4 separate regions of the Homo sapiens genome follow, and all the other regions are linked to region 3. A link is a loop called in an ENCODE intact Hi-C map of the cell type or tissue named here. Cell type or tissue: OCI-LY7. All regions are shown on one strand. Region 1 has its middle 230 kb from the start of CNTNAP2. Region 2 has its middle 200 kb from the start of TPK1. Region 3 has its middle 27 kb from the start of CNTNAP2. Region 4 has its middle 460 kb from the start of CNTNAP2.

Evidence for each region. A loop is a pair of places that touch in the nucleus more often than their neighbours do. Peaks named below come from ENCODE experiments on the same cell type or tissue, not always from the same donor. Only the 100,000 strongest peaks of a DNase experiment are listed, where the experiment ranks them.
Region 1: a loop joins it to region 3, with 7 times the contacts of the local background. A loop is called at or near these places in 5 of 110 quality-filtered maps.
Region 2: it touches region 3 in a loop (17-fold over the local background); 37 of 110 quality-filtered maps call a loop at or near these places.
Region 4: a loop joins it to region 3, with 4 times the contacts of the local background. A loop is called at or near these places in 5 of 110 quality-filtered maps.

What each region holds. Positions count from the first base shown.
Region 1 is chr7:145,882,211-145,890,210 of GRCh38, forward strand. No RefSeq gene overlaps it. Among named protein-coding and RNA genes, the nearest start is that of CNTNAP2, 230 kb to the right of the region's middle. In OCI-LY7, a CTCF peak has its summit at 3,117; a DNase peak (open chromatin) is centred at 2,681.
Region 2 is chr7:145,031,871-145,039,870 of GRCh38, forward strand. No RefSeq gene overlaps it. Among named protein-coding and RNA genes, the nearest start is that of TPK1, 200 kb to the left of the region's middle. In OCI-LY7, CTCF peaks have their summits at 4,930 and 5,135; a DNase peak (open chromatin) is centred at 4,951.
Region 3 is chr7:146,086,114-146,094,113 of GRCh38, forward strand. No RefSeq gene overlaps it. Among named protein-coding and RNA genes, the nearest start is that of CNTNAP2, 27 kb to the right of the region's middle. In OCI-LY7, CTCF peaks have their summits at 4,134 (motif pointing left) and 4,344; a DNase peak (open chromatin) is centred at 4,108; H3K27ac peaks cover 555 bases.
Region 4 is chr7:145,648,580-145,656,579 of GRCh38, forward strand. No RefSeq gene overlaps it. Among named protein-coding and RNA genes, the nearest start is that of CNTNAP2, 460 kb to the right of the region's middle. In OCI-LY7, CTCF peaks have their summits at 4,738 and 4,953; a DNase peak (open chromatin) is centred at 4,712.

The DNA of each region.
Region 1 (8,000 bases), 200 kb before region 3:
GGACATTATGGTTTGCTAGATATATAATCACATCATCAGCAAAGATAAATAATTTGACTTCTTCTTTTCCTATTTAAATTCATTTTATTCCTATATTTTGCCTGACTGCACTGGCTAAGACTTCCATTATTATGTTGAATAATGAGTGGTGATAGTGGGCATCCTTGTCTTGTTCCTGTTCTTAAGGAAAATGCTTCCAGCTTTTGCCCATTAGTATGAGGTTGGTTGTGGCTTTGTCAGAGATGGCTGTTATTATTTTGAGGTATGTCCTTTGATGCCTAGTTCATTGAGGGTTTTTATCGAGAAAGGAGACTACATTTTATCAAAAACTCTTTCTGCATCTATTGAAATGATCATAAGGTTTCTGTTTTTAATTTTGTTTATGTAGTGAATCATAATTATTGATTTGCACATGTTGACCTAGGCTTGCACCCCAGGAATACAGCCTACTTGATTGTGGTGAATTAACTTTTTGATGTGCTGCCAGATATGGTTTGCTAGTATTTTGCTGAGGAGTTTTGCATCTATGTTAATTCAGGATATTGTCCTATAGCTTCTCGTTAAGTGTTAAGATTTTCTAAATTTTCACCATGTTTACCATTCTTCCCTAAATAGGCTACTATCAGTCTGTTGTCACAAGATGTTTTATAAGGAAATAAAATCATGTTATGAGCAAAGGGATTCAGATATGAAATGCAAGGCCAATAACTGAAGAAGTTATAAAATAAGAGTTTACCCATTTTCAATTTTTTGGCCTAGTCACATCAAAGGGAAGGATTCTAGGACAAGGTTCGTTAATAGTTTGTTTTTTTAGCCAGTTCATCTCTACTGGGACCCTCTAACATCCATACTATATTTTATATTATTTCCTTTGTGTATGTGTGTGTGTGTGTGTGTGTGTTCACCTTAACATAGAAAATCACCGTAACATAGAAAATCTTTAGGGGATGAGAGCTGGGAAGGTAGAGAATGCTATCTAACCCTCTCACCGTCCTCAACAAATTGTGTCTACTCTAGTTTTCCTAAGGTAAACAGATTTGGGGACTTTAAAGACAGGAAGAGTTTCCCTAATTTCTCTGCAATTATGCTATTATATCTCTTTTCTGAGACTACGGAAGCATAATGGCTGAGCAATAGGCTAAGGTAGGAGCAAATGAAGTGAAGAGGGAATAAGAGCTTTATTTAAGTTTCAAGCCCATTATTCTGTTACATATATCTTTCTTTTCTAGTAGTGCTTTTCATATAAAAGGTCCTCATTAAACATTTGGTGAGTGAATGAGTGACCTGGAATGAACAGTGCCTGTACATAAAGTCTGAGGTGACCAGGACACCTTCCAATTTCAGAAACTACTATTAGGCAGCTGTGACCCTTGAAAGACTGTGGCTTCAGCTGGAGCTCATATAAATTCAGCATGTTAAAGAATATTAAACTTTTGTTGTTGAATATTCAAAAGTATAGCAAGTTGTTAGAAATGGCCTGAAATTTATTTTTGTTTATAAAAGTGTTCCCAGCTTTAAAATGAGCTGTTCCCAAAATTAGTGGGGCAATTTTGGTGAGATTATATTCATGAGGCCTTACACAGAACTGGGAATGAATATGAAAAAAAGCTGAAAGGACTATTTATGTATGGGAAAGTTATAAAGGAGTATGTCTGGATGAGTAAAAGTCTACTTAAAGGATTGCACCACAGCTTGTGCCTGACAACTTTGGAGACATGATTGAGGGATTAAAGTAGAACAAAGTATTTGATAAAAAGTTGCTCTGTTAGTCAGGAGGGCACACACAGGAATGCTTTGATGGCCATATGTCAATGTGTGAATCTGAATTGGAAGGGACAATTTTTCCTATACATCTGCAAGGCACAGCATTGTCATGGTGTTTTGGTGCAAAGACTCTAGGGGATTCATTATCAGGACTGATATCGTGAACATTTTGTGAGAGCTGCCAGTACAGAAGCACCAGCAGCAATAGCAGTGATGGAGAACCTGGAAGAGACATCATAGGCCATGAGCATTAGTAATATTAAGAGCAGGTAAAGAAGAGCATCAGGACATCAGGTGAGAGAATGCTCAAAGTACCAGTCAAATTGAGTGTGATGTGTCTGGGAAGCTACTAAGTGAAGGAGAGTTGTTCTTTATAATGCTGGAAGTATGTCAATAGCATGTAACATCTTAAACCACACAAAGAGGCTCACAGTGCAGCCCCATTTGTGCCCAGTATTGTCTGAATTGATGAAACAGAGTTTTCATGATTAATTCGTACATATTTGCTTGGTTTTCAAAAGATTCTTACAATCACTATCTTGGAAGAGTTAATTTAATAATATGCCCTCAGCCCAGGAGGACTCTTGGTATGATACAGTTACCTGAGATACAGTTAACTGAGATACAGTTACCAGATTAGAAAAGAAAAGTGCAGGACACTCATTTAAAACTGAATTTCAGATAAACAGCAATTTTTTTAGTGTAATATTGTTCCAAATAATACCTGGAACATACTTATATGAAAAAATGTTGTTTATTAACAATTTAAATTCAACTGGATGTTCTATCTTTCATCTAGTAACCCTACACTGGACCTGTTGCATCAGTAACCTCCATCTGCCAGGTGGCCATCACTTCTTATTTCTTTACAAAGGTGGAGGCGTGGTGAGGTTCTGCATCATATAAGATTGCACTTGACTCTGACTCTGCAGCTGCTCTGCTTGCTTCCTCATTGGTGTCCCCTGCTCCTGGGTGAGGCACTTCACTGTTCATGGCCTTCTGTCTGCGTGGGAGTGGAGCATGTTCCTGATTTGGTTTCTGCAGTCAGCACATCATCATCGATTTCCCTCGTGGTCTTCTGTGCTTCTTTCTCTCCCATTTCAATAGAGATTCCTTTCTCTAGTCACCTCTTTTAGAAGAATATACTTTAGAAAAAACTGTTTTCATTTTGTACCATACAACTATCTCCTTTCCAGGAGTAGGTGTGTAGATGGTATGCAGTAGGTGTGTAGTGATAGGTTGAAGGAACATTCAGGCACAATTAATAAAATACTGAGAAGCATTGTTTTCTACAGAAACTATACCCTAGCTCCAAGTTTCCCCACTATGTGGAGCTCCTTCCTTCTTTGTGATAATTTTTGAGTCAAAGAGTCAACTGCCTTTCTATGAAACACATTCCCATGAGTTATTCCTGATCTCAGGTTCTTCGGATGTTTGTGTAACTATGTCTGCAGTCCTATTTTGACTGAAATCAAGTTCTCTTCCTTGGGATTTCTGGACCTAAGGGAATAAGAAAATACAGTGAAACATTTGTTTTCCTATTCCTACATGAAAATTAAGAAGGCTGTTTTTTTCCTTTTGTTTGTTTCTGGATTTTTGTTTTGTTTTGTGTGGTTGGTTTTGCCTTATTTGATATTATATAGAAGACACAGAGAAAGTCAGGCTTGTCTCATCCATCTGTTTTAATTGGGTATTTTGAGTATCAGCCCTAGCCCAGATGAAACACTTTATTGGACTTTCTAGTTAAATGCTTTCTATCTCAGCCCTAGCACAGATAAAAAATTGTATTGCATTTTCTAGTTAAATACTTTCCATGTAAAGTGGATTTTTTATTCATTTGCATGTATATTCTTTCATCTTTGAAGAATAAACATATATGAGTTTTATCACTTCTTTTTCAAAGAAGAAAGGATTTATGTTTGGTAATATGTAAGATATGAGAAACATCAAGACTCAAAGATAAACTTTGCTCTCAGATGTCCGGTCACTAATTGTGCTACCCATCTCTGCACTTGAATTTCCTTTTCTGTTAGGTGAGAATAATGAACCCTGCTGTTGTGGATTTTTTTAATAGTAGGGTGCTATTACATTCTGGAATTAATCAAGGAGTTACTTAATAAAATATATTCCAGTGTATTATAAGCACCTTTAGATTTAAAAAGTGAACTTTTTAGTTGAGACTAAGGGATTTTGATCTCATACCGTGACAAGAAGATCTTGCCCATTTCTTTCATATAAAGTGGTTGAAAGAATTTAATATTCATCTCACCCTTAAATGACTTTGATGCCTGATTTTCAGCAAGCCTTTGAATTTCTCTGTTTTCAAAAATATTGCTTCCAGGGGGCAGATTGCCATGGTTTTCTCAAATTAACTTCCAGGCATGCTTATGTAAAGGGAAACTTGGTTAGTAAAATGGACAGGGTTTATTTGTCAGGGGAAATGACTCCAGAAGAAATGTAGACACAAAAGTGCCACTGTACGGAAATTGAAGAGCTGAGCTCTTACTCTCAGCTTTAACAATAAAATGCTTTGTGACACTCAGAAACCTCTTTTGACTTTCTGAGACCTCAATTTCTTTAAATCTTGAAACATAACAATAGACTACATTTGTAATTCCCAAAGACAGTTGAACAGAATCATCTTGAGGTTTTATCTTTTAAGTTAAGATTCCTAGATTCCTCCCCACAATTCATGACTCTGGCCACCCTACCTGGGAAATTTCCTTGTTCCAATGATTGCCTTACAAAACAGCAACAGTCAAGGTGCAATTGAAATAGGAGAGTTCCCTGGTCCCCCTCCCAGGATGTGCAACAGTAGTGTAGCTTGGCCCCACTGCTGCTTATAGCAGTGGGAGCATGCAGACAGGCAGGTGCAGTAGCCGGGTCCAGTGCTTCTGGGCTCTGGCCCCATGGTAGCATCTAGGGTTGCCTGTGACTCCTGAAGCCCAAGTAGGCACGAGTTACAGTGCTCTCTTTTAGATTCGCCATCTGTGGGTGGTTTAAGTGCTAAACAGCTCAGTGGGCCCTCTGCCTTTTTGCAAGGGCAGAGGGCCAGTGTGACAGCTTTCTTTATCCCCAGCTCTTGTCTGGCATCCAGGAAAAATCAGGTCATGCACAGACTTAAAGGATGGTGAATACAGAGGTTTTATTGAGTGGTGGAGGTGGCTTTCAGCGGGATGGATGGTGAGCTAGAAAGGGGATGGAGTGGGAAGATGATCTTCCCTTGGAGTTTGGCCATCCAGCAGCTGATCTTCTCTTCAACCCTCCCCAGCCAAACTCCTCTGGATGTTCGGATGTTCCTTCTCCTCTCTCCTTCTCTGCTGCACTTCTGCTTTTCTGTTCATCTTCCCATCTGCTCATGGAGCCTGGGGTTTGGGGTTTATATGGGTACAGGATGGGGGAGGAGTGGTAGGCCAAAAGGCAACATTTGGGCAAGAAGACAGGAATTCCTGTTCCCATTTAGAGCTGTGGGTTTCCAGGCTTGGGGTGGGGCTTTTGCTGGGGAACCACCCTCTTCTACCCAGAATTTCTGTCTCCTGTCCATACCACAATTGGTTTGGTGCCACAAAAAAAAAAAGTGAGTTCATAATATTTGATGTCAAAAATATGAACTGTGTTTAAGTTAAAAATACTGTATACAGGCTGAGCGCAGGGGCTCAGACCTGTAATCTCAGCAGTTTGGGAGGCCGAGGTGGGTGGATCACAAGGTCAGAAGAACGAGACCATCCTGGCTAACACGGTGAAATCCCGTCTCTACTAAAAATACAAAAAATTAGCCGGGCGTGGTGGCATGCACCTGTAGTCCCAGCTGCTGGGGAGGCTGAGGCAGGAGAATCACTTGAACCCGGGAGGCGGAGGTTTCAGTGAGCTGAGACCGCACCACTGCACTCCAGCCTGGGCAACAGAGAGAGACTCTCTCTCTCAAAAAAAAAAAAAATACTGTATACAAATAATAAATACTACATATTGAGATAAAAATGAGATTAAGAAAGTTGCAACATTAATCTAGGTAGATACAATAGATGAAAAAATACATTGTGATGAGCAGATCCTGGAAATCTGTAATTTTTATCTGTTCCAGATGGTTCTGAAGATTAGTGATGAAAAGAAATGACTGGGCTCTTTCAGCTCAAATATTTTATTTCATGTAAGGCTCTGATTGCTATCACTGATCTGTGGTTTCCTTCTATAATAGAGATGGATATTAAATAACTGACTACTCTTAAAATGAAATCATCTTTTATTTGATAGTCATATATGGTGGTCATCCTGGATTTCAAAAACCGCCTTAACAAACACACAGGAAGGAGGGCTATCTCAAGCAGTCTAATACCCATTGCTCTTTACTAGGTGGAGCATGTCCTCGTGAACTCACAGTTCTCTTTGTACTAGAGGGAGCCTGTATAGACATGCTGTCAGATCAAGCCTCTATGTTTCAAGCTAGTAGACAGATAAACTTTGTGTTTAATCCCTCAGTAGAAAGTGCAGTATTCAAGGTTTTATGAGGTGTTCTATTATATCTTTCACCTGAATTTATTTAGCATGTATTGATTATTATTTGTTTAGAACTACACACAAAAAACAAAATCATAATCCATTTGTTCCTAAAGCTGAAAAAAAGGAGATATAACAAAAGAAAAAAAGACTGTATATCATTATGAGAAAAAAATGAGTAAAATAAGCTATACAGATTTTTGAAGAAGGAAGAAATCAGTGGTGGTTAGAACAATCTAGAAAGTCTGTATGATGATAGGAGATATGCTCTGAGTGAGTAGAATTTGGTTATGCTGGAGGCGAAAAACAAAATACAGATGTTGACCTTAAACAAGTACAGGCCAGTCTTTTAATCATTGACATCCAAACCCCTGCAAAAAGTTCACCAGGTTCATTACACACCAAAGCATCTTTATTCCATTCCATACATTCCAGATGTTGTATTTTAATTTTGTCCCTCAATTTTCTATAAGTTATATAGAATCTATATAATATTTTATATATATATATATGTAAGTCATTTTCTTTCGACATAAATTCTTTGATAAAATATTGTTTGGGTTTGGGATTTTTGTTTTGTTTTGTTTTGCTTCTATGAGCACTTTTAGAGTCTAATGAAGTTTCACACGCTTATTTTCCTAATAACTCTCTGTAATCATAATTCCCTCTTTAAAAATATGGAAATGTATATAACAAGTTATTTTTACTTTTTTCCTTGGCCTGCCCTAAAGTTCAGTCACGTTGGCATTATTAGAACAGAGCAATTTCTCCATGGGCACTGTTCCTTCTAGTTTTTATCTTCATTTCAAAATAGCGGAATCTGTTTTATTATAAGTTTGAAAGTATGAGTTTTAGGTAATTGCATATTCTCCTTAAAGATCTACAATTTTCATTCTTTCTCTCAGAACATCTGCTTGTCAAGAGGATTTTTTAAATTCCATTAATTCTACCTAGATTAATGTTTCAAATGCTGTAATGTCAGTTTGTCTTAATATATAATATTATTATTTGTATACATAATTTCACTTACACATAATCTGTACTTCTGGCATTAGATAAATGTTATGAATTCATACTTCTCTGTATTACCAAACCAGTTATTCTTTGAGTGTGTCCATAACGTAAGGTTATCAGTGGCACATGGAAATGTCTCAGATAGGGTTGCCAGATAAAATACTGGATGTGCACATAAATCTTAATTTTACATAAAAAATTAATGAAATTTTGTGAATTATGCAGATATGAGTCATACTTAAAATATATTGGTTATTTTTAATTCAAATTTAATTGAATCTTCTCTCTTTATATTTGCCACACTTGGTGACCCAACCGATAAATCATTTCATCAGGCTTCTCCAAAGTTACCTGTTTTGTGTTTTTCTTCCTTTACTTTTCCATCACTTTCCTCCTTTTTCTCCTTTGCTTAGTCAACACAGACTTTTGTACATACACTCCTGCTTCTAGTTTCTCAAAAGCCATTCTCATCTGGCATATGTATGTATATATGTCTGAAACTTTTCATACCATTCCCTTATTGTCTGCTCTTAAATCTTCCATTGCTTTCTATTTCTCTTGTGATAAAGTCCAAATTTCTCACCTTCACTTTCAGGCTCCTTCTTTACTGATTGCATGTTCCTCTTCAGTTTCATTCTCAATAAGTCTCAAAATTAATGTCACACTCCAAATGCCTTGAGAATTAACCATGTATATTGTATATTTTCATCACTTTTCCCAGGTTTCTT
Region 2 (8,000 bases), 1.1 Mb before region 3:
GTATTTTAAAGGTATGTCACATTACATTATTGTTTTCTATTATTTCTAGCACTGCAAGTAGTTAAATTTCCTCTAGGTTTAAATCTGACTTTATGGATTAATCTGTGAATCAATTGTAAGTAACATTGTTACTACAAAAAATGAGTTTTAAGTTTTAGAATCATTCATTTATAAACAGAATATAGTTTTTACATTGGGGAATATCTTTAGTTATCAATTAAATACGTGGTTGATAGAGTTCATGTTTAAAATTAAATGCTTTTAGAATACAATAAAATCTTGGTAAATGTCAACTTGTTAGTCATTAAAATGTGATTTGGAAGAATAGCATGCATTGTTTTCCAGTGGTGCAGGTTCAAACAACAACATAATTGCAATAATTAATAGATTTTTCATTAAAACTTCAGAATTACTTTTCTTCATGGAATAAAGATTCGAAACTTCTCCATAAAATGTTGTTGTTATTCTGAACAACTGCTGCCACCATTTTAAGTCTCCAATCCAAAATAATAACAAAGGAAAACCATCTTTCAAGAAGTAATAAAACCATATGACAAGTAATAAAGGGAAAAAAGCAAAATTCTAAGATGCCGCATTATTGAGTACAGATATTCAAGTTTAATAGCATTTAAAAAAGCATGTTATTTCAGCAAGAAAAAAATAGATCTAAAGAGAGGCACAAATTTAGAATTTAGACCCAAACTAAATTTCAAATGCAATTTGAATAAGATAGTCCCCAACTTATAGTATGACCTGTGATTTTTTGATTTATAATGCTGTGAAAATAGCATTCATTTTGAGAAATTATGCTTTGTATTTTGATTCAAAGTTTTTGTTTTGTTTTATTTTGTTTTGTTTTGGATATGGAGTCTTGCTGTGTCACCCAGGCTGGAGTGCAGTGGCACGATCTCAGCTCACCGCAACCTCTCCCTTGTGGGTTCAAGCAATTTTCATGCCTCAGCCTCCCCAGTAGCTGGGACTACAGGCATGGGACACCACAACTGGCTAATTTTTGTATTTTTAGTACAGAAGAGGTTTCACCATGTTGGCCAGACTAGTCTCGAACTGCTGACCTCATGTAATTCACCTGCCTTATCCTCCCGAAGTGCTGGGATTACAGGTATGAGCCACCGTGCCCAGACAATTCAAATTTTTAAATAATAACTTTATTATAGAATAGTCTCTGTGTTAAGTGATTTTTTCCCAATTGTAGATTAGTATAAGTGTTCTGAGCATGTGTAAGGTAGGTGAGGCTGAGTTAGGATGTTCACTTTGTTAGGCATATTGAATGCATTTTCAGCTCATATTTTTCACTTAAGATGAGTTTATTGGGCTGTAATCCTATCATAAGACAAGGAGCATCTGTATAGAGATTACGGTCATAGATTCTTAAATTGTATAAATGAATTGTACCATGGTAATGAGAACATGATGTGGTGAGAAAAAAATATTTATTTCCACCTAGAGTCTTGGAGTTTTATTACAGGCCATTACAAAGGTACTACAGAGTGATCCTTGTATCTTTCATTCAGTTTCCCCTAATGGTTCCATCTTATATAGTTATAGTACAGTATCAAACTATAGTAGGAAACGGATGTTGGTACAATGCGTATCAGTCTGTTTTGTGTTACTATAAAGGAATACCTGAGGCTGGGTGTACTTATAAGGAAAATAGGTTTATTTGGCTTATGGTTCTGCAGGCTATACAAGAAGCATGGTGCCAGTACCTGCTTCTGGTGAGGGCCTCAGAAAGTTTACACTCATAGCAGAGGGTGAAGGGAACCTGGTGTGTCACATGGCAAAGAGAACAAGAGAGAGAAAAGATGACAGACTCTTTTTAAAAAAGAATTTCAACTTTTATTTTAGATTCAAGGAGTACATGTGCAGGTTTTTTACATGGTATATTGTGTAATGCCGAAGTTTGGAGTACGACGGATCCCATCACCCAGGTACTGAGTACCCAATAAATAATTTTTCAACCCTTGTCTTCCGTTCCTCTCACCCTCCACTAGTAGTCCCTAGTATCTATTGTTGCCATCTTTATGTCCATGAGTAGCGCCCAACATTGAACTCCCACTTAAAAGTGATAACGTGTGGTATTTGGTTTTCTGTTCTGCATTAATGTGTTTAGGATAATGGCCTCCAGCTGCATCCATGTTGCTGCAAAGGACATGATTCCATTCTTTTTTATGGCTGTGTTATATTCCACGGTGTATATGTACCACATTGTTTTAAATCCAGTCCACCACTGATAGACACTAGGTTGATTCTATGTTGTTGTTATTGTGAATCGTGCTGTGACAACATACAAATGCATGTGTCTTTTTGGTAAAACCATTTATTGTCTTTTGGATATTTACCCAGTAATGGTATTGCTGGGCCAAATGGTAGTTCTGTTGTCTGTTCTTTGAGAAGTCTCCGAACTGCTTTCCACAGTGCCTGAAGTAATTTCCATTCCCGCCAACAGTGTAGCAGAGTTCCCTTTTCTCTGCAGCCTTGCCAGCATCTGTTTTTTGACTTTTTAATAATCGCCATTCTGGCTGGTATGAGATGGTGTCTCACTGTGATTTTATGTTCCTCTGATGATCAGTGATGTGGAACATTTTTTCACATGTTTGTTGGCTGCTTGTATATCTTGTTTTGAGAAGTATCTGTTTAAGTCTTTTGCCTACTTTTTAATGTTGTGTTGTTGATGATTAGTTTTAGTTCCTTATAGATTCTGGATATTAGACCTTTGTCAGATGCATAATTTGCAAATATTTTCCATTCTGTAGATTGTCTGTTAACTGTTGATAGTTTCTTTCGCTGTGCAAAAGGTCTTTAGTTTAATTAGCTTCCACTTGTCAATTTTTGTTTTTGTTGCTATTGCTTTTGAGGACTTAATCATAAATTCTTTCCGAAGGTCGACATCCAGAATGGTGTTTCCTGGGTTTTCTTTTAGGATTCTTAAAGTTTGAGGTCTTACATTTAAATCTTTAATCCATTTTGAGTCAATTTTGGTATATGGTAAAAGGTAGAGGTTCAGTTTCATTTTTCTGCAGATGGATAGCCAGCTCTCACAGCACCATGTATTGGATAGGGAGTCCTTTCCCTATTGCTTATTTTTGTCAACTTTGTTGAAGATCAGATGACTGTAGGTGTGTGGCTTTATTTCTGGGTTCTCTAAACTGTTTCATTGGTCTGTGTATCTGTTTTTGTACCAGTTCCATGCTGCTTTGGTTATTGTAGCCGTATAGTATAGTTTCAAGTCAGGTAATGTGATGCCTCTGGCTTTGTTCTTTTTGCTTAGAATTGCTTTGGCTATTCAGGCTCTTTTGGTTCCATATGAATTTCGGAATTGTTTTTTTTCCAGTTCTGTGAAAAATGACCTTGGTAGCTTGATAGGAATAGTGTTGAATCTGTAGTTTGCTTAGGAGAGTATGGCCAAGCATTTTTAATTATATTGACTCTTCCAATCCATGAGCATGGAATGTTTTTCTATTTGTTTGTGTCATCTATGATTTCTTTCAGCAGTGTTTTGTAATTCTCCTTGTAGAGATCTTTCACTTCCTCAGTTATATGTGTTCCTAGATATGTTATTATTTTTTTTCAGCTATTGTAAATGGGATTGCATTCTTGATTTGGCTCTCAGCTTGAATGTTACTGGTGTGTAGACATGCTATTGACTTTTGTACATTGATTTTGTGCCCTGAAACTTTACTGAAGTAATTTATTAGTTCCAGGAGCCTTTTGGAAGAGTCTTTAGGATTTTCTAGGTAAAAAATCATATTGTCAGTTAAGTGAGATAGTTTGATTTCCTCTTTTCTTACTTGGATGCCTTTTATTTCTTTCTCTTGCCTGATTGCTCTAGCTAGGATTTCTCAGGCTGTTATGAACAATCAGATAGTTAATAGAGCAAGAATTCACTCATTACCATGGGGATGGCAGCCACACCCATTCATGAGGAATCTACCTCCATGAGGCAAACACGTCCCACTAGTATCTACCTCCAACACTGGCGATCACGTTTCAGTGTGAGATATGGAGACTTACCCAAACTATACCAATGTGCATTTGTAGATCTATGTCATTTCATCACGTGTGTATATTCATGGAACCTCTACCACAGTCAAAATACAGAACTATTCCATCACCAGAAAGATCTCCCTCTTGCTGTTCCTTTAGTCACACCTGCTTCTCTTCCCCCAACCCCCGACGACTACTAATTGTTTCTCATCTCTATAATTTTGTCAGTTCAGGAATGTTATGTAATGGAATCACACAGTATGTGATCATTTGGGAGAGGCTTTTCTTTTTTCCACACAGCATAAAGGATGTACAGTGGCTAAGTAGTGTATATCAGTAGTTTGCCCATTTTTATTGAGCAGAATTATTTATTCTAATAATGGCTTTTTGACTCATCTAGATTTTGGCTCCTGGCATGGTCTCTTGCTTTAATGAGGTATAGGAAAAATCTTTTAGATATCACTAATACATTGGAGGAGCTCAGTAGATAGCATAAACTAAATACTAGGGGAAGTGGAGATATATTTCATAATCTTTCATGCTTGTGGAGCATAAGTACTTGGAAAAATATGTAATATTTAAATATGTAAATATTTAAAACCAATCGATTTGAAATTTAAGATTCAAGAGATGTTAGAACAAGTGTTATATAAAATACTGCTAATAATGGAAGTACAACAGGATTAGATTAAGTTGTTTTTAATAACAAACACTAGTGAGAAGAATATGTTTCCATTAGAAACTGTTTTTCTAAGAAAAACAATCGATGTGAATTTTTTTACTATGACATATTTAAATGTTTAGGCTCTTCATTGAAACATTTTCATAAATAGCACTAGTAGGAACATTAATTGGATAAACCTTGAATTTCCTTCAAAACATGCAATTTAGAGTTGAGACTTTGGGAATGATACCAAAATCTACCACCTGGTGGCAGTATATCCTAACTGCATACTTCAAAAGTAGGTAGGTGTTGTGACGGGTGGGAGAGGGCGGCAGCTTTGTGAATGCTGAACCTGGTAACAAGTTTGGACTTATATCCAAAGACTTCACACCAAGTAGTTGAAGTGGGGTAGGTGTTTCTATCAGTGGCTAGACAAAGGATGCAGGAGACATGTTGTACTTTCATGAAGAAAAATCTTTGAAAACTATTCTGGCTCAAATTAGTTTTCCAAATTCCAAACTCTAACACAGGAGCATGCCTGAAAATTTCCTAAACAGTGTAATATTAATAAATGAATGAAAGTGGAACTCACAATGGCCTTTTAATAGAGCTCTTTCATACAGCGTTTCTCAGCATATGTTTGTGGCACCATGCCAAAATGCAGCACAGTAAAAGAGCCTCTAAAGAGTGAAGAAATTATGCAGCTTCCCCTACCCCTGGGCAGAATACTAGAGGTTTATTTTCTTCAGTGGGTAACATAGAGGGTTTCTGAAAAAGGGTCCTTCAGTTACAGTTGAAAATGGAGATTCTGTACTGGCAGCAGTTCTATTAAGTGCACACAGGCATATACGATGCTGATGCTCTCTTTTCCTCGTCTCTTGCTAGGCTCCTAGAATCAAATAACCAGTCTGCTATTGTTAGAACAGGAGAATGGAAGAACTTTCTCTGGAAAGTCTGATCAGTGGAAGAGCAAAGCTCTAAAAATATTAACATCACTGCTTTTCCAATGAAATAGCACAGTTAGCTCACCTTATGATAAAATGAATCCTTGAGAGGCTTAACTCATATACTCAATGAATCAACTCATTAGTTTCCCACTTACAAATAAGAACAGAAAACTGAGAGTTGCCAGATATCTGAGGAAAGCCTCTTACATAAAAAATCAGAGACTAAGCAAATGAAGAGGGGAAAAAAAGAAGTTCGGAGGAAACAGACTGTAAGGAGGAAAAGATTTTTAAAATACCACAAATATGCTCAGCTACAAGGAGATATTGTAATCATGAAACAAGAACAGGTGCAGTTAAACATGGACATGCAGGACACAAATACCTTTTTGAAGTTAAAAATATAACTAAAATTCTACTGGAAGTATTAGAAAATAAAAAATTTGGAAAGCAGAACTAAGAAAAATAAATCGAAAAATGGGAGAAATAAATTAGAGGATCAGCAAGCACAGTTGGTGTCTTATCTGTTGAATAGCAAGTTTCAGAAACAGAGTAAATAGAAATGGAGAAAGATGAGAGTTATCAAGGCAATAATTTAAAGAATTTTCCTAGAACTGATACAAATGAGTTGTCAGGCAGATGGTCTCACTGAATGCCTAGAAAAATAAGCAAAATTCAGCCCTCATCAAGGCAAATTATTAGAAGACTAGCAGCAAAGAAAATACCTATATCTTTCCTGAGTATCACTGTCCAATAAAGTTGCCGCAAACCACATGTGACGATGGAGCTTTTGATATGCAGCTAGTCCAAACAAACATGCTATAAGTGTGAAATACACATTATATACACATTAAATACACATTATATTTTGAACACCTAGATTTTAAAAGTTTGTAAAATACTTTCTTACAATGATTTATATTGATCACTTCTTAATGATAACATCCGGATATATTTAGTTAAATAAAATACTAAAATTAATTTCACCTGTTTCTTTTTAATATTTTAAAACGTGCTATTAAAATTTTAAAATTGCGTATGTGGCTAACATTTGTAGATTATCTTATATTTCAATTGAACAGTGCTATTCTAGAGGAAATAAAAACCACAGAGAAAGAATCATGAATCATGTGGGTTCTCTATGATTCTAGAAGCTAGAACACAAAATTCTGAAGGAAAAATCATTTTCCATCTATAGTTCTATGATCAGGACAATTATCAACCAAGTATGCAAAAAATATAAAGATATTCTTAGGTATGTAGGTTCTCAAAAAATTTATCCTGAATACATCCAATCTTAGGGAAATACTGGCTAATATTCTCTATTAAAATAAGTAACCTAAGAATGAGAAAGGTATGGGATTAAAAAGAATAGCAAAATCAATACTTTCCTATTTTATTTCTGATAGAGGAGAGAAAAAAGGAATGTCCAGGAGGGATAAAGGCATAGCAAGCAACAGGTTCATGTGAGCACTCTTCATAGGGCTCCAGGAGATATTTCTTCAAGAAGATGAAATTGAGATATTGCTTTATGTGTCTCTATTTCCTGAGGGAAGATACAGGATTGGGAGAAAGTTTGGGGTTAAATTGATGCTAATTTAATAGAAATTAAACAATTATACAATGATTAACTGCAAGACAGAGAGTTGTACGGTAAATGAAAGCAATCGGTTTACTGCATATCTCCTTTGAGAATAGTGTTACTGTAGTCTTGTAAATATTGAATATCAATCAATTGAAATTATGGTATAACTCTACGGGAGGATAGGGAGAGGAGAAAGAGGAAATGTAGAGGGGTAAGGGAAGAAATGAAGCTTCATCTTCATCTGCCATAATGGGTATTCTTTTCACAAAACTAAAACTGACAAATCAAGAATTAGCAAACATGTTACTTAATAATATCAAAGAAATTTCTTAAAATATCAGCTTTAATAGAATTGAATGTGGCTGCTTGTAGAGAGGAGAAAATTGGACAAGAAGAAGTGGTCAGGAAAATTGCTATTTTATTTAACAACATTAATGGAATATTTAACCTTAAACTATAGTCATATGTAACTTAGACTTTTACAAAAACTGATACATAAAAAATGAGTACAACTTTGGTAATCTGAGGATTCATCATGTCCAAAGTCTGCAAGTCAATCTAATGACCCATAGGCCTAAGAAGGCCCAGTGTGCCAGAAAGATATCAGGCAGAAACGTAGCTTACATTTTGGATTGTGTAATAAATTAATGAGTCTGCTAATCTGGGGTAAAGTAAGTAAGGAGTTGCCCTTTTAAGAACTGGAATAGACTATCCTCTGTATCTAGGTAGCTGGGACCATGCTTATAGCATCGATAAAAGGACATGACTAGCCAAGAATCCAAGCCCACAATTCAGAGAAATC
Region 3 (8,000 bases):
ATTATATCTCCTCCAAGAGCCATGGAAAAATATTATTTAATAATAATTATGATTTTTATCTCTAATCTGTAACAAAATTTTGGATATAAATCTTAATATAGATTATAATCAGTAATATCTTTCATTTAAGCAGTTAAATTAAACATCGACCCTTCATAAATCTGATATGGATTTAATACAAGGTAATATATGTTTATTATGCAAAATAACTAGATAGATAATTCTACAGAAAGATCAGAAACAACTGATATTTTCAGGTAAATTCAATTTTTTATTAAATTTTTGGCAATGATTTCTACTGTATTTTTATGTAGTACATAATTAAATGGGAGTAAAAGGTAGCGTTGTATCTATATAATTTTAATGTCCATTAAAATTTTCATGTCTATTAAAATGTCTTTATTTTCAATACTGCAGTCATATTACAGCATAATGTTTAAAGGGGTTTTACATATTATGAACTTAGTAAAATATGCTTTCAAAATAGTTTAATTTAGGGATACTATGTGATCTAATGCAACAATACATCCCTAAGAAATATTACATGCTTAGAAACAATATTAAGAAACCCATCTAACTTGCCTGAAGCAGAAAACCACTTAAGTTAGCTAAGCTCAAAATAGAGAAATTGCTAATGGGATCTATTGCGGATTCGTCACCTAAGGGAAAGGGAAATATAGCTAGGCACAGGAAGACTGGAAATAAAATCATGGATGGAAGCTTTTCTTTTGTGGCCCACTGTCTCTAATGCACTCGTCTCTATCATACCGGTCTCTCCTTCTTCTCTCTGCTTATGTGCCAAGCATCCCTGTCCAAGAATCATTCTATGTAAATTCACCTCGTACTGATCCATGTGTGTGTTTGGGGACATTTTTATAAATGGTGAAGTTTTTACATATATATTGGGATTATATTTGGTTTATTTTTTGCTATGGTCAGATGTACATACATCTAGATTACAGGGATGCACATCATTTATCATGGAGATCACAGGACCTATGATATTCATATTTGTATGAAGAAATAGAAAGATAAACATATGTTTAAATATATTTCAGAAAATAGAGTAGATACAGAAGCCCCCAGATATGCAAATTGACACTTTTTAAATGTTTACTTCTGAGCATGCGTACCAGATATCATTTCTTTGTAACAGTCATAAATTTTTCAGGGACAAGTTCAATAAGCCAAGTGAAATTTTTATGGATATTTGAACTACATGTTTTAAGCATGTTTTCATAGTTTGCCACTTGTGTTTTTAAATCAAATATTATTAAAATATAAAAAGTTATTGTAAAAAGACTTGTATTTAAAATGAAAGAAAAATAATTTGTTTCATTTTAAGTACCATATATTAAGTAGGCAGTTGCTAGATCCTGAGAAGCAAATCTGCATGAATCTCAAGCAATATACAATTTATAATCACTTACTGCACTTAAATAATTAATTGAGTAATGACTTTGTTGACTGAGTAGAATGTTTGTCTACAGAACGTTGCTAGTTATGTGGGTTACTCTCCAATGTATCCTTATTTGTAAAATGATAGAGTTTTTACTGCAATATTAACTATTATAAAAACATAAATTCTATTTTTCATAACATGTTCAGGGTTTTTTATTACAAATTATTTTAAAACTTTAAAAAGTTAATTTATCTTATACAACGATAACAACTCTTTTCATTGTTTTTCAAATATATTTTTCCACTATATCTTATACATTCTTTAAAATATTCAATTAATATTCAAATTATATTTTCTTCATATTAAGCTTTGATATAGTTAGAGAATTTTGTTTTGTTTTGTTTTTGTTTTTGTTTTGCGACGGAGTCTCTCTCTGTCGCCCAGGCTGGAGTGCAGCGGTGCGATCTCAGCTCACTGCAAGCTCCACCTCCTGGGTTCACGCCATTCTCCTGCCTCAGCCTCCCGAGTAGCTGGGACTACAGGCGCCCGCCACCACGCCTGGCTAATTTTTTGTATTTTTAGTAGAGATGGGGTTTCACCGTGTTAGCCAGGATGGTCTCGATCTCCTGACCTCATGATCCCCCACCTCGGCCTCCCAAAGTTCTGGGATTACAGGCGTGAGCCACCGCGCCCCACCAGTTAGAGAAATTTTAAATGACTAAAGTAGAGGAAAATACTGAAAAATATTATTTTGTGTAAATAATCTTAAGTACAGTTTTCAAGTATTGAATGGCTTGATAACAAGTTTTTCTGTTTGTAATTTAAAAAGTCACTAAAATTATGTGCACTGCAATGGGATTAAGTTAATATCGTTTTTTAAATATTTTAAATTTATTTTTCTTGGAAATTAGGATAAAATCAAATTACAATGGTGATATATCCTGCTTTTTATCTGATCCATGTTTCATCACATTAGTAAAAACTGATAATGTAACTATTGATTCAGAACTTACTCTTTATCAAGGAAAGTGTTAAGTCAATGTACTGTTTCATTTCAGTTTCCGTCAACTCTATGTATTAGGTATTATTATCCCCTCCCACACCTGCCTATTAGCATAGTAGGAAGCAGGGGTTCAGAAATATTAGCACCTTGTGCAAAACCACTATTTTTGCACAAGTAGCATTTTGTTGTTGTTTTGTTTTGCACAATGTTTTTGTTTCGTTTTGTTTTCTTTAGTTTTTGCTACTGGTGGTGGAGCCAGGATTCTAATGGGCTGTTTCTCCACAGCTCTGATCTAAGCCTCCCATTATGGAGAATCTTCAGAGGAGCACACGTCTTTGCTGGCTGGCATATCAACATTCATGATCCTGGCATGTGGAAGAATACTCTGATTATTGCCCAAGACATTAGCATTAAAAATTCCTTCTAAGGCATTTCTTTATTCTTAAGTAAATCCTGTTAAGGAAAAATAGGAATGTATAAGCGATTAATAAATTAAGGTGAGTTACTTTCTAATTTGACAGAATTGGGAGCTTTTAGCAAATAAGGACATTGCCCAGAGAGGAAAAGCAGATAATTCAGAGTGCTCAGAAGCTAGAGTTGGCTTTTTAGGGGAACTAACTTAAGAGTAAAGAGACTCCTTTATGTCTATTTATTGTTTATGAAATTGATGTAGATGTTACTTTAATAATTGACTTACATAACATTATTGATATTTTTCTACCCTGATTTTTCAAGTGATCTGTGTTCTTTATATTTTGACTTCTCTATAATATTTTGCACAAATGATAATCAGAAATCACAATGTGCTAAGTCTAAATGAACTTTAGAAAGAGAATGACAAACAATTTGATTCAAGATTAACATTATAATTGACATTCTTAAAAAAATATTTCAGCATTACTACATAAGGATCATGTTACTTTTGTAATTTTTCTATTGTTATGTGATAAATCAAAGAGGTAAAGAAAAATAAAGGATACAAGACAAATGATTAGAGTTCATTGTAAGCTGGGAAGAAAGCAATTCTTGTTAACTAAGTCAAATTGAAAGCGAATACACCTAAGAAAGTGTAAAGATCACTATTACATTTTGTCTAATGGGTACATCAAATTAATGCAAATTACTCCTGCCCCCAAAAAGGGTTCATAAATGAGAAGTTTTCTAAGGCAAAAGTGTCATTGTAGTGTAACTTTGAGTAGGTACATGTCCCTATCAGCTGATCTTATCTTCCAAGCCTACAATTATTAATCCTCTGTGTGTAGTGCTTAAAATGTGGTACTTCACATAAGAGGGCTGTAAAGAAAGAACGAAGACTTGTAAAGTGCCAAAGGGAGAGGATCTCAGGTCCATTTGGTTGATTAACAGTCGTTATTACGAGGAAAATTACAGGAAAGAATCTGTAGCCCAGGACAGAGCTCTTAACTCCAGATTGCATGATATTGGGAATATAACCAGAGCAGAGTTCAGATGAAAAGCCTGGCAGCGGTGACCAGTGGTATTAAAACACATAGTGATCTAATAAATAGCCCTTCATGTTGCTCAGTGGTTGGGGAAGGCTTCTAATTCACAAGGCGAGTTACTCTCTAATAATTGGAAACTATTATCTGGCTTCTAAAATCCACTTCAGACATCTATCTGTTTGGCCACAACAAAATCTGATAAGATCTTGATGAACAAGATGAAACAGCTCCACCTTAAGCAGGTGAGTGGGACATAGCACACTCGCCACCTAGTGGATATTCACTGTACTTTTCGTCTTTTTTATTCATCTGTTCTAGAATAAATGTAAACCACACATTTCATTTTATAAAATGAAAGTGTGTGTGTGTTTGTTTCTGTTGCCTGATACTGTGGTCAAGACTATTCTGACATATATTTTACAATCTGAATAGTTTGTAAAATGTGAAAAATCCCTTACACAGATGAATATAAAATTTGGCTAGATCAGATTAATCAAAGCTTGTCCTGTAAAGAGGGTCAACCCTTGTAAAAGCTTCTCCTGCTGATTCTTCCTTTTATTTATGACCTTTGTCTAATCTTGGGGTCACTGAAAATGCATCGTCCCTGCTGGAACTTTTATCTAGTTTCTATCCAATATCCATGTGAGGTGGAGTTGCTCTCTCATCTAAATGTCTTGATTTGAAAACAGAGTTCCTGTCTTCCATGAGTTGGGAATAACTAGTGCAGTTTTACCTTTTTAAAATCTTTTCCCCTGCTATATTGCCTCTTCATCAAGGTACTCGTTCAAGACCCAAAAATATAAATCTCCAATATTGTAAATTTAAGCTTGATGATACACCAAAGAGCAGCTGTTTTAGGATATTTCAGGCCTTCCCAGCACCTATCAGATTGCAGGAGAGCTGCCAATCTGCTCTTTCATGATGCTAGTCATGGCCTCGGAGTTTCATTTTACCATCTGGCACATCAGGATCACCTCCCCAGATAGTAATCATCATGCCAACAATAATACAGTGAAATCAGAGTTGGAGGATTGCAAAGAATTTTAAAGGTTATTGCATACGCTACCAGAGTTTTCAGGACTGCTTGGTGCTTGTCAATTTCATAACCCCATATCTGATGACTGGCTAAGTTTTCTCTGCTTTGTCCTCAGAAGCCTAACACCCATGCCACTGATATGTACTCATGAAGGCGGTTTCATTAGTGACCCACTGCTGTTCCATACTAGGCAGAGAGTGAGTTACCCAGAAGTATCCACCTATATGCTAACATTTCCCCTACACCGCTGAATAAAATGTATTTCCCCATACTTGTATTTGAGGGCCAATAATAATTGATGGCTTCTGTTGTTGCCATAATCCACTTTTCTAAGAACCTTTTATATCACTCCAAATTTCATTTCCGCTTTGGTACATTTATGCTCCTTGTGTAAAACCCCTACCCTATTCTCAGTTTACCTAGTGTAAACTTTTAACCACATGAATCAAACATCAACCCATACAATGAATTTTGCTTGGCAAAAAACAATCACAGCAAAATAGAATCTGGAAAAATAATGTAGCTCATAGGAGGAAATGACATTAATATGTAATTAACGACATTAATGACAATATGCGTACAGATTCACCATTAAATATAATTAGGTTCTCTTATACATTGTAACATGGTGATGATTCTGCAGTATAAGTGTTATACTTAATCAGCAAAGGTTTTTACATGAAAACTCTGGGACTGAATTCTAGCAAATGTTCATACAGACTAAACAAGTTTGCAAGCCTGGAAACCCAGGACCAAGAAGCATAAAATGGAGAGATAAGATGGTGCGTGCGTGTGTGTGTGTGTGTGTGTGTGTGTGTGTGTGTGTGTGTGTGTGCTCATAGGTTAAAAAAAATGCTGAGTAAGTGACTATTTTTTCAGAAACTTCAGGCAATGGCCTAAAATTTAAACATTTTCAGTCCTGCAGCTTATATCACTTGTGCCCAATTTGATATAGATATCAAACTATTTCTCTCTTCTCTCTCTTTCTCTTTTTTTTCATCACATGCCAATGAAAAGAAAATTGAGAAGATTCATATTGGAAACATTTTCAGCCACCCAAAATGACACATCAGTAGTTTTGGTGACCCAGTGGTGTGATGGGATCAGCTTGTACCAGCTTATGAGAGCTGTATGACCCAAGTGTTAAATAGTCAGGAAGCAGTCAGTTGTTAAACACAGCCATTCTTAATTTCTTAAAGGTTATATGCCTTTACAATTAAATAAATTCTATAAAAAACAATTATATACTAACATTAAAAAGTCACCAATTTCTAATTTTAAATGTTTTATTATTTATGCTTTTGAGATTATGTATGTCTATTTCAACAATATGACGGAAATAATGTAAAATGATGAACTACTGTATATCCCTTTGTAACTCCTTATTCAGTGATGTCATGGTAATACGTTTAAATCAGCCTTGGTGAGGGTATCTACAGCATGAAAATCAACATATGTTACAATTCAAGGCTTTTTACTCTAGGGAGCTAGCTTTAAACATCTACCAGCATCTCAGTGGATGATAACATAATGTGGATACACAAGGCCCAGATTCCAAATTTAGTTCTGTTATATTGGCCTGTTTATTAAACTTTAAAGCCTCATTATACTGATCTACAAAATGAAGTGTTGAAGACATGGATTCTTGTAAAGACATTACATTTTAAAATCGAGTTCAACTTTGCTTCCTAATGGGCATAAAGGTAGCATAAAGCAGTGACATCAAACCTACAGAAAGACAACATATTTTAAAATGGCATATAATATATCTCAATAATGTACCTACTTTAGTGGGAGAAGTTTTATTTAAAAAAAGAGATGTTCAGGAAAAAATTCAGATGACTTGATGAGCAAATAGGTTATATTTATAAAATATATAACAATTTAACTTTGCCCATGTGGTCACTTTATCCTACGTAGAAATTGACTTATTGTTTTCCATATTACTTTTTGAAGGAGCTGAAACTCAAATAAAATAGAAATCCACAAATGATGTTTTCCTATTAGTAGGTTAAATTTATTAAACATTATGTAACTATAGTATTTAAATTGACCATTGAAATGCATTTATCGTACTTTATTTCATTTCCTTGTTATAGACACTGAAACTTTGCTTGCAATAGAGAGATGTTTCTGTTTTAAATCCTTTCACATGTTAATTGCAACATGAAAGCAATGTTTAAGAGAATCTTTTTTATAAAGGAAAATTGTTCTTTTCAAAAAAGTAAATAGTAGCTCCATTCTTACATGATAGGGAGTAGAAAGAATAGTAGAAAAAACATTTGACAACATATCTGAAAAACTAAGTGTTTGTCCCAGTTTTATAACTTATATGCTATCTGAAGAAGAAAAAAAAGTATCTTGGGTAGAATGAACTCTCAGTAAAAACATGTATTTTCAGGAGAATGAATTTAGTTTTTAAATAACCACTTCCTCTTACAATTTATTAATATAAAATCTTCTAAATGTCATAGAAATCAGTACAAATGTTAATCGCTGCTAACTTACTTTTGAATATATCGACATTGACAAATATTAGAACACTTTACTTCTTAAAACTATAGTGGTTGCTTTGCAGAAATGGAGTCAATCAGGCATCTCCGATACTGGCACGTGGTAGATAATAAAACGCATGGAGTGAACGAACACTGAGATGAGTGTTAATCATTTCTTTTATTGAGATTCACCCTCACAGTCCCAAGTGAAGAAACAAAGTGAGAAGGGCCTTAGAGTTGAAAAGGTAATTTAACATTAATAGCAAAATGCAAACATACACTCCACTTTGATTCTTTCTATTTTTCGCTGGTTTGAAGCACTTACAGTCACCCAGTCAACTGGACTTAATTGAGTGTGCCATCATGCATTGCCCTGCACTAGGTACCATGCAGAGGAAGGCAGAGTCATAGTCCCTGTCTGGGGAAATCCATAATGGAATATCCATAAGAGTACCACCGCTGTAGGATTTTATATATACGTGTGTGTATTTGTGTGTGTGTGTGTGTATATACGCACATATATACATATATATAATACGATATATGTATATACATATATATATCAAGCTTCCCAACCCAGTATTATAAGGCAATTTCTTAAAGT
Region 4 (8,000 bases), 440 kb before region 3:
TTTTTCTGTGAGCACCTTATTCATATGTTGATTACCATATCATACAGAGTTAAAGTTATTTCTTTTCTATTTGTAAACAGCTGCACTTTATTAAGAAAATTATTGTCGTATGTGCTACCTTTTTATGTTTTTCTTCAGATATGAATGTTTATATGCTCAAATTGCACTTTATTTTCTTTAGAGTTTTTACTTATGCAATATTTAAAAATGTCTCAAATAGAGATTTTTTTTCCATAAAAAGTAGATATATGCATGTAAATAAGTGAAAAAAATAAAGAAAAGAAAAATTGAGAAATGCTAAGGATAAAATTTTAAAAAGAGAATAATAATAAAAGTAGAAAAAAACCAAAAAATTTGTTGAGCTAAAGTATAAAATGGATATGAAAAATAAGGAATTGAAAAATGGAAAAGAAATACAATAATTAAAATTAGGGCAGATGGAAAAAATCAGAGGACAACAAATGAAAAAACAATACAATAAAATTAAATGTGACTCAAGAAATGAAAAGAAAAAGTATGTTGCTCCTCTGTAGCCATTACAATCAAATTCTTTGTTCAATATATCTAGTGTTATTGTCAACAATACACCAGGTAGAATATCCGACTTTCACACTCAGATCGTGTACCAGGAACTTCATTGCTCCTCAACAAAACCAGGAACATATCCACGTTTAAGGTCCAAAATCAGAAAGCTGAAATTTAAGTCTTGACAGCTGAGACAATTAAACCCCTTAGCTGCTAAATCCACCTAAATGGAGACATTTATTTTAGAATTTCTCGAACTCACAGAATGTTAACACTCAAATCTAACTATTCATAGAAAATTTAATCAAAATTCCTCCTCCCCCATAAAAAGTAACACATGGTAAAGAATAACCTTTTTTTCCTATAATTTATTGTAATATTTTTAAGAATAAAAAAATACAGCCTGGGATACCATTGTTATTTTGCATATTAATGTTTCCAGTTGGGTAACCTCAGGCAGGTTGTTTAATGTCCAAGTGGCTCAGTTTTCTCATCCATAACAACTTCATAGAGACACAAAGATAGAAATAGATAATATATTAAGTATATATTTAATATGCCTACTATCACATAGCTAACATTGGCTAGTCTTATAACACAATAGAATTTATAAAGTCCATGCAATACCAACCATAATTCCATTAAGTAGTAGTTATTTTTCTCCTAACTCTCATTCTTCACAGATTTAACTTCCTATGAAGAAGGAAATTTAGACTAATTTTCTTTAAATTTGCATATTAAAATTTTCTCTAAGAATCAAGATTTCATGATTAGAATTATAATTAAATTTCTGTGAAGTACAGGGAGATGCTTTCCCATTTTTTAAAATCCTACTTCCTTGCTTGACAAATTAGTAATTGTAGTACAGAGAGAATACTGAGATTCCCCAAGTCTCAAAGCTGCTTCGTAAGTCCCTGCATTCATTCAACCAGTGTGTGTGGACTCAGTACTATCAGCTGTGGTAATGTGCTGGGTGTTAGGAACACAATATACTTTCTTCTTCCATTTTACTTAAAGTCTAGTGGAAAAGTAGGGCAACCAGGTATATAAAACTACATCCATAGGCTCCCGTTGATAAATTCTGCTTGAGTTGCTCTTACAAGTTAGAGGAAAGTGTCTGTTCATATCCTTTGCCCACATATACACCATGGAATACTGTGCAGCCATAAAAAATGGATGAGTTCATGTCCTTTGCATGGACATGGATGAAGCTGGAAACCATCATTCTCAGCAAACTAACACAAGAACAGAAAACCAAATACTGCACGTTCTCACTCATAAGTGGGAGTTGAACAATGAGAACACATGGACACAGGGTGGGGAACATCACACACCGGGGCGTGTCGGAGGATAGGGGGCTAGGAGAGGGATAGCATTAGGAGAAATACCTAATATAGGTGATGGGTTGAGGGGTGCAGCAAACCACCATGGCACGCGTATACCTATGTAACAAAACTACACGTTCTACACATGTACCCCAGAACTTAAAGTATATTAAAAAAAAAAAGGTAGAGGAAATTGGCGAAAGCTGCATCTTGTTGCATCTTGTAAGATGTGACAATGAGTCTTACCCCACCTCTTCATAATATGCATTTAAATATTTTTCATGGAGGTTCATTTTATCATTATCATCCTATCATTTTAACAATGAGTAATAATCCTGAGTATTAGGAAATTGCTTTAATTTCATTAGCTTTTTATGTCTGTAATTTTCAGATTAATTTTATAAGAATTCCTTCAGAAGATTCGTATGGGGAAAGTGATTATTTGTACCTAAGAAATTAAAGCAAAATTTACAGAGAAAAGTTAAGCAAAAGTTTTCATTCGAAATAGATAAAACATTGGACTTTATTTTTTATGTCAACTATGGCATGGTTTAGGAATAGAAGAGTTTTTTTTTAACTTAGAAATATTTATAGATATATACTGCAACTTTCTTCTTGAAGTTTTTCATTTGGGGTACTCATGGAGAAGAGAATATCTGATGTGACAATCTTGTTATATTTGTTCATTCATTTTAATGAGTTTTTGACATGTGCTCTACCAAAAAAGATACCTTGTAGTAAATGACTGAGTAATGAAAGACTGTATTTTGATGAGAAAAAAATCATTTTTTTTTTTGTTGGGTGGTGAATCAGACTGTCATTCTAACACTAACCATCTTCCCTTTCTAAGAGGTGTTTTTTTTTTCTTTCTATTATAACAAAATGCATTTACTGTTGTCCAGAAAGGGTATTCCTTGAGAGAAATGTGGATGAAATGAGCATTATTATTTAACAAGCTAATTAAAAAGTAAAATATGTTAAGTCTATTTTTTTAGTATACTCAGTTTACATTATGTTTTTTTCCAGATATGTAACATAATACCATAAGTATCCCTTTGTTAGCTCTATGACAAGATAGGAAGGCAGACTTAGCCATAGGTTTTAATTTGGAAAACATAGTTTTGTAGATTTAAATAAAACTGAATTTCAATTAAATTGTATTTTTCTATACTTTAAGTTGTAGAAAAATTTTTAACGTAGCTCTATTATCTCTTTTCTCTTTCTTTTTGTCTTTCCTCCTTCCTTCCCCTCTTCCTTTCTTCAAGGGATCTTCATCTCTAATTATATTCTAACTTCTTCCCAATATATGCCTGCAGCTCAGACCTTCCTCCTGTGTCCTAAATGTCTATAATTAGCTTCCTATCAGACTTCCGCAAATAAATGTGACTCAGAAATTTCAAACACAGTATACAATACTAAACATATGAATTTTCTGTCGAAACTTCACTCTGTTATTCATCTGGTCAATCCTAAAAATACTGTGATACTTCTTCCCTCTCATTTATATGAACAGTTTGTTACTTTTCTTCCTCCAACTTGTTTCTCAATGCTTATGTCTTAAATCTCAACCTTATTGCTCTAATGAAGATCTACATTAGCATTTCTCTTCATAAATAGATAACATTCTAATATGTCTTTTAACCAGTTCTTTTTCTTGTTACTAAAGATGTCTTTCCAAATTACACACTTGATCCTCTTATCCTTCTGTGCATAAGTCTTGTGACTTTCCATTGTGCACAAAATCAAAAACTATCTCTTCATCATCACATTCAAAAACCTTTGTAATTCGGCCTCATCTGATCTCAAGTTCAGCCTTCCTCCTGTGTACTTTTAAGTATTAATACTAATATTCCCCGAGTACAACTTGTACTATCAGGGACACCGCCTGTCTCGTACTCTTTTTCCTGTCTAGAAAGTCTTTCCATCATCACTTAATGACTTTTCTTTTTTCAAGGTGTAGTTGCATTGATGAAGCCTCTCAAAAGAGATCTAGGATATTATATTCATTCTCCAGACAAAACTAACACACGTGTAAAGTGGTGCTTCAACCAAACATACTTAACTACAATAATTACTGCACTTTGGCATAATTATTTCTAAAGAAATTCACTCTCTACACTGTGGCATTTTGAGTGCAGGATCGTTTGTGTATCCCTAGCAGTGTGTGCAGCTCATAGTAGTCGCTGTTATCTATTACCCAAATGAAGAGACCACGGCTGAAACAATACTTGTTCCATTTCTGTTTCTAATCATATGGCTGTGTTCCAGTTTTATTTCTTTGGATCTTGTGTTTACAACTCTCAAATTTAGAGGTTTAGTTAGATTTTAATATTCTTTCAACAATGAAAAATAGTTGGTATTTTTTAGTTTTTTCTTTGAACTTTGATAATACTTGCTGTTTAATATATACAGACAAATTTTTAAAATTGGAATTAAAGAATAGATGTATCAGCTTAGATGGATATTAACACATCTATTTCACTTGCAAGCATTTGGCTTTTGCTTCTTTATTAATAAAACATATTTTAAAGAAGAATATATGATTTTAGCATTAATAGATGAATTTAAAGGAAATTTACCACTTCTACTTGTTACTGAAATCCAAGCCAGAGTGCTTGGCAATATTTATTATGTTCCATACCTTTCATGGAACTCAGATGCCTTTCCAAATATGACTTTATTAATCTTTCAATCTTGCAGTGCAATATCAACAGATTGATCAAATCTATTACAGTCTATGCTCCAGAAATTTCTAAAAAATTGAGACAAAAATTTCCAATTTTTTACAGTATCAGCTGCTTTTTGCACAGAATTACCCAGCATGCAGGAGATAACATGAAGGGAAAATTTGTCCTTGGCAACCTATGCAGTACATACAACATCCACAAGGAGGTCTATGTGCATATTTTCTTTCTTATTCTTCTCTCCTTTCTCTTGCCCCTGCTTCTTTTTTCTTTTCTTTTTTCTTTTTTTTTTTTTTTTTGAGACTCCGAGTCTCTCTCTGTCGCCCAGGCTGGAGTGCAGTGGCGCATCTCGGCTCACTGCAAGCTCTGCCTCCCGGGTTCACGCCATTCTCCTGCCTCAGCCTCCCGAGTAGATGGGACTACAGGCGCCCATCATCACGGCTGATTTTCTGTATTTTTTTAGTAGAGACAGGGTTTCACCGTGTTAGCCAGGATAGTCTCGATCTCCTGACCTCGTGATCCACCCACCTTGGCCTCCCAAAGTGCTGGGTTTATAGGCGTGAGCCACCACACCCGGCCTTCCTCCTACTTCTTTTTCCTCTTCTCAAAAATTTGTTTTTAAATGATGTGTAAAATAATTTTAAGTACGTATTTGAAGTAACTGTATCTAATTATATTGATATTTAGTATTAATGTACTGCATGCCCTTAAATATATATTTCCATTTATTTTATATTAGATTAGGCTATAGAGAGTTCTTAGAATTTACTGGGTAAATTGTATACATAAATTGCAAAGCATTGAAATTGTTACTTATATTCCAAAACTCATTTGTATATTTCATTCAGTCACATATTCAAGTACATATTTTGTTTTGTTTTTGAGACTAGTATTTGTTTTTTCCTTTTTATTAGTTTATTCTGTTATAAACTTTAATTTTAGTGATGATGATAAAATACATGCAATGTATTTTAATGCTTTTAATGACAGAAATGAATTAAGGGCAATTTTTGGATCGAACTGTAATTTAATTTAATTTCACAGTAAGTAAAGCAGTTTTAAAAAAATATTTAGGATTTGTGTGTATATACAATTTTTTGATATTTTGCATATTTGGCAATGATGATAAATAAATTAGTCTATATTTTGAAGTACACATTTTTAATTATCTATTAATTAATATACGTGGCAGGAACCCAGATCATGCTCAGTCTTTAAGTATCTTTTGGGAACAAACAAATGCGAAGAAATAAGAAGGTGAAAGATGAAAAGGCTATTATTTATGGACATTCTAGTAATTATTTTCTTGAAGCAAAAAACTCATTCAGAAAAAATTAACATACAGAAAAAGAAAACCCTGAAAAATAGCAGGAAGGACTGACACTGTGAGATTACTCATTTCCCTACAGAATTAGGAGAAAAGCTCTATTTTTCCTGGTAAAGAATTTTTTGAAAAAGCAAGTAAGACAGGTTTAATTAGACAATTTAGAAAACTAAGTAGATCAATATTCCTATAAATAATCATGATTTTACAGGCATAAATTATGGAAGAAAAAGGAATACAAATTTTATTAGTATTCTTTTCAAAGTGTGATGTATTAGCCAGACCCTAAGGACATGTACTAAGACGTTTTATCATGATGCAAACATTCTATATATTTTTAAACACATTTCCAGTAGAGTAGAACACCTCTCCATCAGAAGCACAGTCTAAACCAGGCCCAAGTTGTCTTAAATCCTGAAGATTCTGTATACACAATCAGGGAAGGTACATAGAAATGCTTGAGACAGTTTGTATCAGGCCGGATATATTTTAATTTTTTTATTCCCTCAATTTTTATTTGAAATATTTCAAAAGTGGAGAAAAGAGGAGAAAGACTGATTATAATAACATTAGTATTTCCTCCACCTAGATTTAAGAAGTATTAACTACAGCACTTTGGGAGGCCGAGACGGGCGGATCACGAGGTCAGGAGATCGAGACCATCCTGGCTAACACGGTGAAACCCCGTCTCTACTAAAAATACAAAAATTAGCCGGGCATGGTGGCGCACGCCTGTAGTCCCAGCTACACGGGAGGCTGAGGCAGGAGAATGGCGTGAACCCGGGAGGCGGAGCTTGCAGTGAGTCGAGATCGCGCCACTGCACTCCAGCCTGGGCGACAGAGCGAAACTCCGTCTCAAAAAAAAAAAAAAAAAAAAAAAAAAGAAGTATTAACTATATGTGCCTCTATTTTTCATCTCACTTTCTCTCTATAAATATATACAGAATCATTTAAAAATAATTTGAAGACATCATGAAACTTCAACTCTAAATTTCTTGGCCTGTATTTACTAAGAATATAATTGTCTTCTACACCATTACAATACTGTTTCTATATATTTACAAATTGATAGTAATTTGCCAATATTGACTAATAATTAATTTCCAATTCTATTACATTGTCACCCAAATTAGTTTATATTGTCCCTACACCAACAAGAATCCACATTGCATTTGGTTGCTACAACTTTTAAATCTAGAAGCACTTAATTCTTTCAAATAACATTGACTTTTTGAAGAATACAGATTCATTTTCTTATAACATGTAACAAATTCTTGCGTCTGCTGGTTTCTTCATTTTTGTCATTTAACTTGTTCTTTTATCCTCTATATTTCCTGAAAACTGGAAGTTACATCTGTCTTGATTGTATTCAGATTACATATTGGACTGGAAAAAAATTACAATTGGTGTTGCATCACATCTGGAGGCCCAGGCAGAACTCTTCCATGCTGATTTCTACATCCTTTTATTATAAATGCAGTAGTCTTAGAGCAATTACTTGCTTCTTGGCACTACAAGATGCCCAAAGCTGACCTTTCCCAGACCTAGAATTTTTCATGCTGGAAGAAGGTGAATATGTGTGAACAAGAGGGCATACTTTGATAAACTGGATTGTATTCAGCAAACATTCGTTCATCTCTCCCTCTCTCTTTTTCCTTGGATCGGAGTATACTTCCCTGCCTCTGTTCCTTTGGGACTAGCCCTGTGATTTGCTTTGATCAATGGAATGTGAGCAGAGATTATGTAAGCAGAAGCTTTAAATGGAATTACATAATTTAGCTTGTCACCTGTGATTGGTGATTCTCCATGAGAATATGCCTTGGGTAGGTTTTAGTTAATGAAAACTGAAGCACTCATAGAGCAGATATAAACTCAATATACAGCCTGTGCTAAACTGAGAAAATCAACAGCTTAAAGATGTAAAAGCCACAGCCAATGCACATACTGTGAGAAAAATAAATAAATAAATGAGAAAAATAAATGTTCATTGCTTTAAATTGCTAAGTTTTGCATTCTTATTGTTAAGCAGCATCGTTGTAATATTAGTTGACTGATGTGTAGATCAAGTTATGGCCACAACTGATTCTGCTACATATTGCCAATTTCCAACCATTTGGGATACTGTCCTTTCCACTCCTACCA